Regions from separate parts of the Homo sapiens genome. Here region 1 is linked to region 2. A link is a loop called in an ENCODE intact Hi-C map of the cell type or tissue named here. Cell type or tissue: heart left ventricle. All regions are shown on one strand. Links, peaks and the distances in the headings refer to the core of each region. The heading gives the core; the rest is flanking DNA.

Region 1 (5,612 bases), core at 2,124-4,623, 250 kb after region 2:
CTGCACTCCAGCCTGGGCAACAGAGTGAGACTCTGTCTGAAAAAAAAAAAAAAAGAGAGAGAGAGAGAGAGAGACCTTATCTGTCTTCTTGCAAGATCCCCTGAGCCGAATTCAGAGCGTTGAACATAGTAAGTGCTCAGCAAACAGGGGTTGAATGACTATCCCTTCCAAACAATCTTCTCTGGGTCAGATCAAGGACTGATTAAGGGTGCATCATCTTCACAGCTGCCCTTTATCCAGCACCCCCTGGCAGGAGGCGCTGTGCTAAGTGTATTTGCATTTGTGGCCCCATTCCTTGTCAGAAGCAGAGTGTAGATTTTACTGAACTTATAAATACAAACCGGGAGCTGGATACAGTGGTAAAAGGTATCCATTGGCCGGGTGCAGTGGCTCATGCCTGTAATCTCAGCACTTTGGGAGGCCAAGGCAGGTGGATCACCTGAGGTTGGGAGGTGGAGACCAGCCTGACCAACATGGAGAAACCCTGTCTCTACTAAAAATACAAAATTAGCTGGGCGTGGTGGCCCACTCCTGTAATCCCAGCTACTCAGGAAGCTGAGGCAGGAGAATCGCTTGAACCTGGGAGGCAGAGGTTGCGGTGAGCCAAGATCACGCCATTGCACTTCTCCAGCCTGGGCAACAAGGGAGAAACTCCGTCTCAAAAAAAAAAAAGGTATCCATTGTAGATTGTCAGAGCTGGGCAGGAACTTTGAACTATCTAATCCCAATTTTGTTTTATTTTTATTTATTTATTTTTAAATTTATATATATATATTTTTTTCAATAGCTTTTGGGGAACAAGTGGTTTTTGGTTACACGGATGAATTGTATAGCAGCGAAGTCTGAGATTTTAGTGTTCCTGTTACCAGAGTAGTGTACATTGTTTTTACTTATTTTTTTATTGACAGGAAATATTTTACATATTTATGAGGTACAAGTGAGTGTTACGTGTACAGAATGTGTTATGATCAGGTCAGGGTATTTGGGGTATCCATCACTCGTATTTATCATTTCTGTGAGTAGGTAACATTTCAAGTCCTCCCTGCTAGCTACTTTGAAATATACAAGCCGGGTGCGGTGGCTCCCGCTTATAACCCCAGCACTTTGCGGGGCTGGGGTGGGCAGACCACTTGAGGTCAGGAGTTCGAGACCAGCCTGGCCAACCTGATGAAACCTCCGTCTCTACAAAAAAATACAAAAATTAGGTCCAGGCATAGTGGCTTACGCCTGTAATCCCAGCACTTTGGGAGGCCGAGGCGGCTGGATCACTTGAGGTCAGGAGTTCGAGACCAGCCTGGCTAACATGGGGAAACTCCATCTCTACTAAAAATACAAAAACATTACCTGGGCTTGGTGGCGCATGCCTGTAGTCCCAGCTACTCAGGAGGCTGAGGCAGGAGAATCACTGGAACTCAGGAGGCGGAGGTTGTAGTAAGCCAAGATCGTGCCACTGCACTCCAGCCTGGGAGACAGAGCGAGAATCCATCTCCAACAACTACAATGACAACAACAAAAATTAGCTGGACGTGGTGATGCGTGCCTGTAATCCCAGCTACTTGGGAGGCTGAGGCAGGAGGATGGCTTGAGCCTGGGAGGTGAAGGTTGCAGTGAGCTAAGATTGGGCCACTGCACTCCAACCTGCGTGATGCAGACAGACATTGTTTCAAAAAAATAAAAGAGAAAGAAATATACAATACATTTTTGCTAACTATAGTAGTCACTCTACTCTGCTATGGAATATTGGGGCTTATTTCTCTACCTAACTATATGTTTGTACCCATCAACCAACCTCTTTATCCCGCCCTCCCTCTATCACACCCTTCCCAGCCTCTGGTATCTATCATTCAAGTCTCAAAAAAAACTTTTGTTTTTTTTAGATGGAGTCTAGCTCTGTCCCCCAGGCTGGAGTTCAGTGGCGTGATCTCGGCTCACTGAAATCTCTACCTCTTGGGTTCACGTAATTCTCCTGCCTCAGCCTCCCAAGTAGCTGGGATTGCAGGTGTGTACCACCACACCCAGCTAATTTTTATATTTTTAGTAGAGACAGGGTTTCACCATGTTAGCCAGGCTGGTCTCGAACTCTGACCTCAAGTGATCCGCCCACCTCGGCCTCTCAAACTGCTGGGATTACACACGTGAGCCACCATGCCTGGGTTATCATTCTATTCTCTATCTCCACGAGATCTTTTTTTTTAAACTCCCACAAATGAGTGAGAACATGCAATATTTGTCTTTCTGTGCCTGCCTTATTTCACTTAACAAAATGACCTCCACTGCCAGCCATGTTGGCTACTAATGACATGATTTCATTCTTTCGTAAGGCCAAATAGCATTCCATTGTCTGTATATACCACATTTTCTTTCTCCACTGTCCATCAGTGGGAATTTAGGTTGCTAATCCCAATTTTAAAGATGAAACTGAGACCCAGAGGACAGAAGAGGTTTGCCCAGAGTCATACAGCGGATCAGGGCAGAGTGAGAGTTGAGAATGCACAACATTTTCTGGTGTTCCTTGTTGATGTGTTGAGAAGGGCCCTACTGTATCTTCAAGTACAAGGAGTAGGCCAGGAGTGGTAGCTCATGCCTGTAATCCCAACACTTTGGGAGACTGAGGTGGGCAGATCAGGTGAAGTCAGGAGTTCAAGACCAGCCTGGCCAACATGGTAAAACCCTGTCTCTACTAAAAAAAAAAAATACAAAAATTAGCTGGGCCTGGTGGCATATGCCTGTAGTCCTGGCTATTCTGGAGGCTGAGACAGGAGAATCACTTGAACCCAGGAGGCAGAGGGTGCAGTGAGCCGAGATCATGCCACTGCACTCCAGCCTGGGGGAGAGAGCAAGACTCCATCTCAAAACAAACAAGAACAGGGAGTAGGTGAAAATGATCCGGTTTAACTAACTGCATTAAGAACCAGTTGTCCTTTCAGGAGCCTTTGGCAGGCTGTAGCATCATAATTAATAAAAATATTAACACAGTCCATTTATTGAATATCTTCTATGTGTCAGGTATTTTACACGCCTTATTTCATGTAATACTGCAAGGTAGAGATGTTTCTGTCCCATTTCACAGATGCAAAAACTGAGGCTCAGAGAGGGGAACTGACTTGTCCTGGGCACACAACTTCAAAGTTTCAGAACCTGGACGTGAACCCAAGAATTGTTAGGTGGTGGTGGTGCTGGTGGCAGTAGTAGCAGTGAAAATAACAGGACACACCTAATGACCCTCCACACTGAGGCAGGTGTGAACTCAGGGCCCCAAGACACCTGCTGGAGGAGCTGCAAACTTTCCCAACAGTGTGCAAGTGAGGCTTCTCACGTAGCCCTTAGGAAACAGCCCAAGCACGGTAGGAGGACAAGTTCTCCTGCCCCTCCTGCCCTCCCTCCGTTCCACCCACTTTGGGAGCGGGCAGGAGCCTGGTGGGGTGTGGGGAGGCGCAGGGCCTGGCGGGGCCTCCCAGCTCTGCCTCTGCGGCACAATGGGGACAGCGCCACCTACCGGGCCCGTGGGAGCTGCAGGGGCTCAAGCGCAGGCGCTCAATGCGCAGGCGCAGGGCTGTGGGGCCGGCGTGAACCCGGGAACCCATCCACCAACCAACCAGCAAAACTGAAGGGTCGTGTCCCCATATAACCTCCTGCAAACGACGGTAATTGGGTCAACATTGAACGATTACGCAGATAAGCGCCTGCCCGGGCAGCTTCATTGACTCGGTGAGCTAGAAACTGTTGGTATTCCCATTGTATGGATGAGGAAACTGAGGCTCAGAGGGGTGAAGTGAGCTGTCCAAGTCTACTTCCCTAATAGACGGCCGACCCAGGACTCCAGTATTCGATCTCATCAGGCTACGCCCCACATCACGTAAATATATCTTTGCAGTTTTATTGAACACCTGAACACCTACTAAGGCAGCTTACTATGCTCCAAACATTGTTCTAATTACCTTACAAATGGTAACATTTAATTGAAGCCTCACAACAAGACCTGTGTGTTACGGATAAGGAAACTGAAACTCTGAAAGGTGAAGTTGTAACCGAGTCCAAACTCCTTCTGCTCCCTGCATGATAGCCACTCAGTCGAGAGGCCAGGAGTTGGAGCAAGGAAAGCGACTTTATTTTGGAGAGCCAGCAAACCTAAATGGCCTAAATGTTCTAAAGAGCCCTCTTAGAATTATATGCTCTTGGGCCCGGTGTGGTGGCTCATGCCTGTAATCCCAGCACTTTGGGAGGCCGAGGCGGGTGGATCACAAGGTCAAGAGATGGAGACCATCCTGGCCAACGTGGTGAAACCCCGTCTCTACTAAAAATACAAAAATTAGCTGGGCGTGGTGGTGCACGCCTGTAGTACCAGCTACTCAGGAGGCTGAGGCAGGAGAATCGCGTGAACCTGGGAGGCAGAGGTTGCAGCGAGCTGAGATAGCGCCACTGCACTCTGGCCTGGGCAACAGAGTGAGACTCCGTCTCAAAAAAATATATGTATATATGGGCTTGGCTTTGTCTTATATGTTAGGTAAGGGAGGAAAGAAACAGGCAGACATCTGGGTGCCAGCAAGGGTCAGGGGGAAGTTTGTGAAACTTCTTTGTCCTTGGGTAATGGTCTCTCATGTGACAATAGCCAAATCTCCTTGTTCCTATAAATCGTTAACAAATTATAGTTGTCTACATACTTCCTCTTTAATCCCAAAGTTAGTTTTGAAAACTATGTGATTGCTATTTCTGCATTTTATCTCAGTTGCTCTAAAATTATCCTAGCCTTCATACAGGAATGGGTAAAGGCCTTTAAACAAAAATGGACCAGTCTGGACAACATAGTCAACACAAAAAAATTTTTTTAAAGATTAGCTGGGGCCGGATGCTGTGGCTCACGCCTGTAATCCTAACACTTTGGGAGGCCGAGGCGGGTGGATCACCTGAGGTCAGGAGTTCGAGACCAGCCTGGCCAACATGGTGAAACCCTGTCTTTACTAAAAATACAAAAGGTAGCTGGGTGTGGTGGCGGGCACCTGTAATCCCAGCTACCTGTAATCCCAACTCGGGAGGTTGAGGTAGTAGAATTGCTTGAACCCAGGAGGTGGAGGCTGCAGTGAGCCGAGATCACACCACTGCACTCTAGCCTGGGCAACAGAGCAAGACTCCTTTTCAAAAAAAAAAAATTAGCCAGGTTTGGTGGTGCATGCCTGTAGTACCAGCTGCTCGGGAGGCTGAGGCAGAAGGATCCCTTGAGCCCAGGAGTTTGAAGCTGCAGTGAGCTATGATTGCACCACTGCGTTCCAGCCTAGGTGACAAAGCAAGACCCTGTCTTTAAAAAGACAGAAGTTCTTCTGCTGTTTAATTGTTACAAAGTGAATTTCAGTTCCTTGTCTATAACAGTGATGTATTACAATGGGTTTGACATGTTGTATTGTAATGGGCTCAGTGAGTTTTAACTGAATGAATCAACAAGTCAATGTCAACCCTCGTCAAACATTTGAGCTAATTTGGGTTTCTGTATGGTTAACCTGGGTCAGATAAGGCAGCACCCCATCAGTGGGAACGCTCTGGCAGGAGGTGTGCTGAAAATAGGCTCACTGTCAGCTGGCACACAAGTGAACACGGCTGAGGGGAGATTTGGAGTTGGA
Region 2 (5,706 bases), core at 1-2,500:
TCTGTGCTGGCCAGCGAGCGCCCAGCTCCTGACACTGCTGGAGAGGCCCCAGCCGCTTGGCGATGCCAGCCAAGCTCTGCAGTCCCAGCGGTGGGACCTAGGGAGGCATGGTCTGCCCTCTGCATCCTCTGGAGCCAGCCGAGCAGGAGGCCTAGGAGGGTCCTCTGAGACTCCAGACCTGAGGCGAGAAGGGCTGCTTCCCTGAAGCTCCCACAGTCCCATCTGCTTCAGGCCCCCGCCTTGGCCTGTGTTCTTCCTGGCCGCCTGGGTCCAATGCTCAGGTGCTGGGGCCTGGTTCCCGGAGAAGTGTGCCTTCTCTCTCCCTTTTCAGGGACCGCCCCCTGTCTCTCAGGGCCAGGCCTCTCCCTCCTCCAGGAAGCCTTCCCCTACCCCTTGTCGCCCCTCCCTCCCAGAGCACCTGCTGTCTGGGTGGCTCACTCAGCACTTGGTGTGGCCTTCCCTTCTACCTAGCGGGATGGGGCTCCCCCAGGGGCTGTCCCGGAGGCGGTGGGCCTGGTTAAATAAGGCAGGGTTTATATGCACTTTCTTCCGATCTGTACCTGAGAGGTTTGTGGAAAAGATGGCAAATGGGGAATAAAAAGATTTTGTGTCAACAGTAGAGACTCCAGGCCACCAGCACCTCCCTCTGTCCCTGTCCCCTCTCCAGCTGTTTCCTCCATGGAGCTCTTCAGCAATGGAGGGAAATAGGGTTTGGGGTCACTTTGTTGTGCGTCTTGGGGATGAGGTGGCTTTTCCCAGATGGCCCTTGCTGGAGAGGGACTGGGACACGGCTCTCAGTCCATCAGCACAACTCTAGGCTGCTGCTGCGGAGGGAGAAGTTGAGCTTCCTAGCTCCAGAATCACAAGCACCCACGAGAGCACAGACCTGTGTAAGACAGGAAAGCAGAACCTGCCATCGCTCCTGGGGCGCGCCTTCCTTTCTGAAATGAACTGGCTGGATGGAGAAAACAGACTCAAATGTTCTGGCCCGGGTGCCTGGCACTCCCCACCCCCGCCCCCCACCGGCCCTATTTGAACTTTATATTGCAGTCAGCTTGGTGCTTTCCGAAATGCCATTAGCCATCAGGAAACCCTTGTAGTTGGTGCCTTGCCAGCCAGAACCTCTGGGACCCACGGACCTGCAAAGAGGCCGAGTGGAAAGGTGGGGGCCGGCGCAGGGATTTCAGGATGAGGTGAAAGCGATTCAGTGCGCGTCTGCCCTTGGCCACTAGGGGGCAGCTGGCGGCCTTCCCTGCTGTTGTCTTCCTGCAGGGTGAGAGGAGCAGGAGCCGAGCTCCACCCCCACGCCAGCCTTGGGCCCGGCCTGGGATCACTGCTGGGAACGTGAGAGTGAAGGGAGGACGCCTACCCCAGCTTAACTTGTAGAAATGGCCCCAGATCACTGATGGCTGTTCCCTGCCCCTTCCCTTCAAAACACAACGCATAAAGCAGTAATACTAATTAATACTGAACGCTCACTGTGGACTAGGCGTGTTTACGCATCGCCCCTTCTCATCTCTGCCCCGACCTCAGTGTCATTGCTAGTCTCATCCCCGCTTTACAGACCAGGAAACCAAAGGTCAGAGAGATCGAGTAACTGGTGCAAGTCCACACAGCTCATCAGCATCTGAGGCCGGATTCAAATGGACTCCAGAGCCTGCTCTTAGCCCCTACGTGTGTCTGCTGGGTGCGGCTCTGTGTGCAGGCTCACTGCGATTTTTTAGCTTTCTGTGCTCAGGCTCGTTTTTCTGGATTCGGATGTATTTGACCGGGGTGGGGCTCGGACCTGCATGTTTTCCTCCCCACGCGATTTTAATGAACAACCAGGCCAGAGGCTGCTGTGCCCTCAGTGATGGCGCTGGCTGACAGCCAGCCTCCAGCCTTTAGGAGGTGGGCCTGGGAGCCTCCCCAGGCTTCCATAGATGTCCGCGGCAGCTGTGAGATGGGTGCAGGGGACAGAGGCTGAGACCCCCAGAGCCCGTCTGCTCCTTGAGGCCCTCTCTCTCTCATTCCCTGGGGACAGGATGTCACTCCTGGGGCAGGGGCCAGCTCAACACTCTTGCTCCAGTGAAGCAGCTGCCGGTGCGCTTTGGCCAGAGCAACCTTTCAACCCAGCCACCCCTGCGGCCACCATATGGGCCTGGTGTCACACTCCTGGCTACCTTGTAGACAGTTGGCACTTGCGGCTGTCACCCCTTCTCATTGCCTATTGCAGTGGTTCTCGCTCTCAGAGCTGCACCTCGGAACCACCTAAGGACCCACGAATTCCTGACTCCACCCCAGATATTCTGAGTTAATCTGTCTCAGCGGTATCTTTTTAAAAAGACATCTTTTAAAAGCTCCCAGGTGATTCTAACGTGTGACCAAGCACCACATGGTGCTGCACACCTGTAGTCCCAGCTACTCAGGACGCTGAGGCAGGAGGATCGCCTGAGCCCAGGAGTTGGAGGCTGCAGTGAGCTATGATGGTGCCACTGCACTCCAGCCTGGATGACAGAGTGAGACCCCGTCTCAAAAATATTTTTAAAAAATAAGAAAATGCAGCCAGGGCTGAAGATACCGAACTGGATGACCCCAGGGTCATCTCTGCACGCCATTGTGGTGGTTGAGCACTTCAGCCCTGCCCACCCCCTGGCCATGTGACCTTGGGCAAGACAGCTTACCTCTGGAGGCCACAGCTTCCTCATCGGGAAAGTGGGATTCACTAATACCCACCTTATGGAGGTTTCGTGGGGATCAATGAGAAAATATACAGAAGGCCCTTGACACAGTGCGTGGCACACGGTAAGTGCTCAATAAATACTCATTATTATAACTGTCTTATGCTGAGAGATAAGGGTGTCTTCCAGAGCCCCAAAACTTCAGAATGGTGCACAGAGCTGGCTCAAGGCGCCCTGCCCAGATGGTCCAAAGCCCCTAGGTTGAGACCCCTTGGGTCGCTGTTGGAGAAACACACCTAAGGCCCACCGGCTTTCCCACCTCCCTGCTTCCTCTGCAAAGAGGCGGTCACATAGCACTGACACCTTCTTTGCGAGGGGAACAGCAGTGCCTTTCAGGTCATAAGCTGGAGCCGCTCCCAGGGTCTGCAGCCTGAAGTTCTCAGAGAATTTCCCTGGTTCTGGCAAGGGTCTCACTTTGGGAGGCAGGCAGGAAATACTGTGGTTCTTTCCAGACAGAGTAGCTGCTATGGTTGCACTGATGTCGTCTCTGTCAGTGAGGAGTCCTTTTATTTATTTTTAGACAGTCTCACTCTGTTGCCCAGGCTGGAGTGCAGTGGCGCCATCTTGGCTCTCTGCAACCTCTGCTTCCCAGGTTCAAGTGATTCTCCCGCCTCAGCCTCCCAAGTAGCTGGGATTACAGGTGTGTGCCACCACGCCTGGGTAATTTTTGTATTTTTAGTAGAGACAGGGTTTCCGCCACGTTGGCCAGGCTGGTCTCGAACTCCTGACCTCAAATGATCTGCCCACCTCGGCCTCCCAAAGTGCTGGGATTACAGGCATGAGCCACCACACTTGGCCTGGTGAGGAGTCTTTCCTCACCAAGGTTTCTGTGGCCTGCTGGCAGCCAGTCGCGTTGGCTGGCTGGCTCCAGGTCAGCAAGCGTGGTGGGGGGCCGGCCCTGCCCTTCGCTTGTGCTTGGCCCAGCCAGCTCCTTTCTCCTCCACGGCTGTTTTCCTCCTTGTTTCCTCAGCTAGCGCCCTTTGGAAGACACCTGGCTCAGGGGCCCGCACCTCGCAGGTGCTTCCTTCCCCAGCCCTTCCTGGTTTCCAGCTAATTTTGGACAAGTTCTTTGGCTGTCTCTTAGCACCTACTGTCTTCTAGGAAGGGGCAGAGAGCTGGATTTGAGGCCAGGAGCTCTGGTTCCTAGTCTGAGCTCTTTAGTTCTCAAATTATAATATTTTTACTATTACAGAAACAGTGTAAATACACTGTAGAAAGAAAATACAGATTAGCAAAAATCACATCAAAGCACTGTGTTTTTACCATACAGAGATTACCCCTGTGAACAGCTGCCACCTTTCCCTCTGTGTGTGTGTGTGTGTGTGTGTGTGTTCATGCTGTTCGATAAAGTGAGATCATACTGTACATGCTGTTTTGTTACCTACCTTTTTGGTTTCCAGTCACCTTTCTCTGTCAATATGTTTCATCTCTAATGCCCAGGCTATAGTCACATTTCCTCCAGTTGGGCCAGGTGTCCGGCACCCTGTCTAATACCACATACCTGGCTGTTACAGCCCTGGCTTCTCTTTTAATCTAGCACAGCAGCCCTACACACACACACACACACACACACACTCATACCTATTTTTCTCCATGATATGACTTGCTTAAGAGACCCAGCGGATCATCCTGCAGAATGCTGTGTCTTCTACACTGGTCATTCAGAATCCAGCCCCTCCACATGGCTTTGGGAGGTCTTGAACCCTTTACTGAGCACCTACGATGTGCTCAGCATGGTGCTAAGTGCTTTGTGTGCTTTATCCCTGTGAATCATTTCAGTCCATTGAGCTAATTACCGTGCTTATCCCCATTCTGTTGGTGAGTAAACTGAGGCCCAGAGTAGGGAAGTGACTTGCCCAGGGTCACGTGGCAGAGTGGGATTTGCACGCAGTTCTGTGTAACTTCAGGGCCCTGCTCTTAGCCCGTGTCTAGACTCTCCCCGGGGAGGTGACTGGTGACCTCTCCGAGCTCCCTCTCCCCACCATACCTAATTGACAGAACTGAGTTGTCACATCTGCCCCAGCGGTGCTGGCCCAGCTCACCCCTGCTGCCCGCTTGGCCCTGGCTGTGAACACCTCAGACCCCCAACCTACACAACAAACAGGCAAAGGGAGCAACCTGCCAAAGAACATGATGTGTGGTCTCACAGCACTGTGCCCGGAGCCCCCACCTCCCCATATCCAAGGAAAACCTGGCACTGGGCCGAACCTCACACCTCACACCTCATGTCCTCAAAACTGAAACAGACAAGGGCAATGGTCTCCCAATGAATGCTTCAGTTGCTTGAATCCAAAAGTGTCAGGGTCAGGAGGACCCTTGGAGATCACACAGTCCATCACCTCGTTTGCTGTGAATGCGGAGACCAAGACTCAGAGAGGGCAAGAGATTGCCTAAGGTCACACAGTGAGCCACCTTGTCCTCTTCCTTGCCATTTGGTTTTCTCCATGCGGCAGGGTTGTCACAGGAAAAGCACTTGCAATCCAGAGATCCGTCTTCAGGCCCAGCTTCTGCACCTGCTGGCTGCGTGACTTCCAGCCGGGACTCCTCTGTACCCCCAACTCGGCCTCAGTTTCCTCAAATGTAACATCCCAGGCAGGGTGCTAAACCCCTCAGGCATCATTCCACTTACTTCCCACAGCAACCCTGCAGACCAGGTACAACAGAACCACAATTCTTTGTCCAAAATCCTGGGGCCAGATGTGATGTGGAATGGAGGATTTTGCAGGTTTTAGGGAGACCCCCTCCCGGCCCATGTTTCATTCCACGTGGCATCTGGGGCAGCACCACCAACCCCTGACTCTATATGAAAGGTACGAAGAGTCCCACTAAGTCGAGTGAAGGCCATAAATAATATGTGAGCCTATGTGGCACTGGCCTTTTTTTTTTTTTTTTTTTTTTGAGACAGGGTCTTGCTCTGTTGCCCAGGCTGTACTGCAGTGGCAAGATCACAGCTCACTGCAGCCTCGACCTCCCAAGCTCAAGCAAT

What was found. Hi-C counts contacts between places; a loop is a spot of excess contacts. Peaks named below come from ENCODE experiments on the same cell type or tissue, not always from the same donor. Only the 100,000 strongest peaks of a DNase experiment are listed, where the experiment ranks them.
Region 1: a loop joins it to region 2, with 3 times the contacts of the local background. A loop is called at or near these places in 11 of 110 quality-filtered maps.

Annotation. Positions count from the first base shown.
Region 1 is chr12:109,841,988-109,847,599 of GRCh38, forward strand. LOC105369975 (a long non-coding RNA gene) reads right to left here and starts at 1,495. Exons shown (of 2, transcript XR_945333.2): 1 at 1,345-1,495. RefSeq lists a silencer at 3,334-3,613. In heart left ventricle, for the core only: a CTCF peak has its summit at 3,495 (motif pointing left); a DNase peak (open chromatin) is centred at 3,494.
Region 2 is chr12:109,596,648-109,602,353 of GRCh38, forward strand. MVK (mevalonate kinase) reads left to right here. Exons shown (of 11, transcript NM_000431.4): 11 at 1-1,478. Among named protein-coding and RNA genes, the nearest start is that of MVK, 26 kb to the left of the region's middle. RefSeq lists an enhancer at 1,881-2,570. In heart left ventricle, for the core only: CTCF peaks have their summits at 1,227 (motif pointing right) and 1,430; a DNase peak (open chromatin) is centred at 1,264.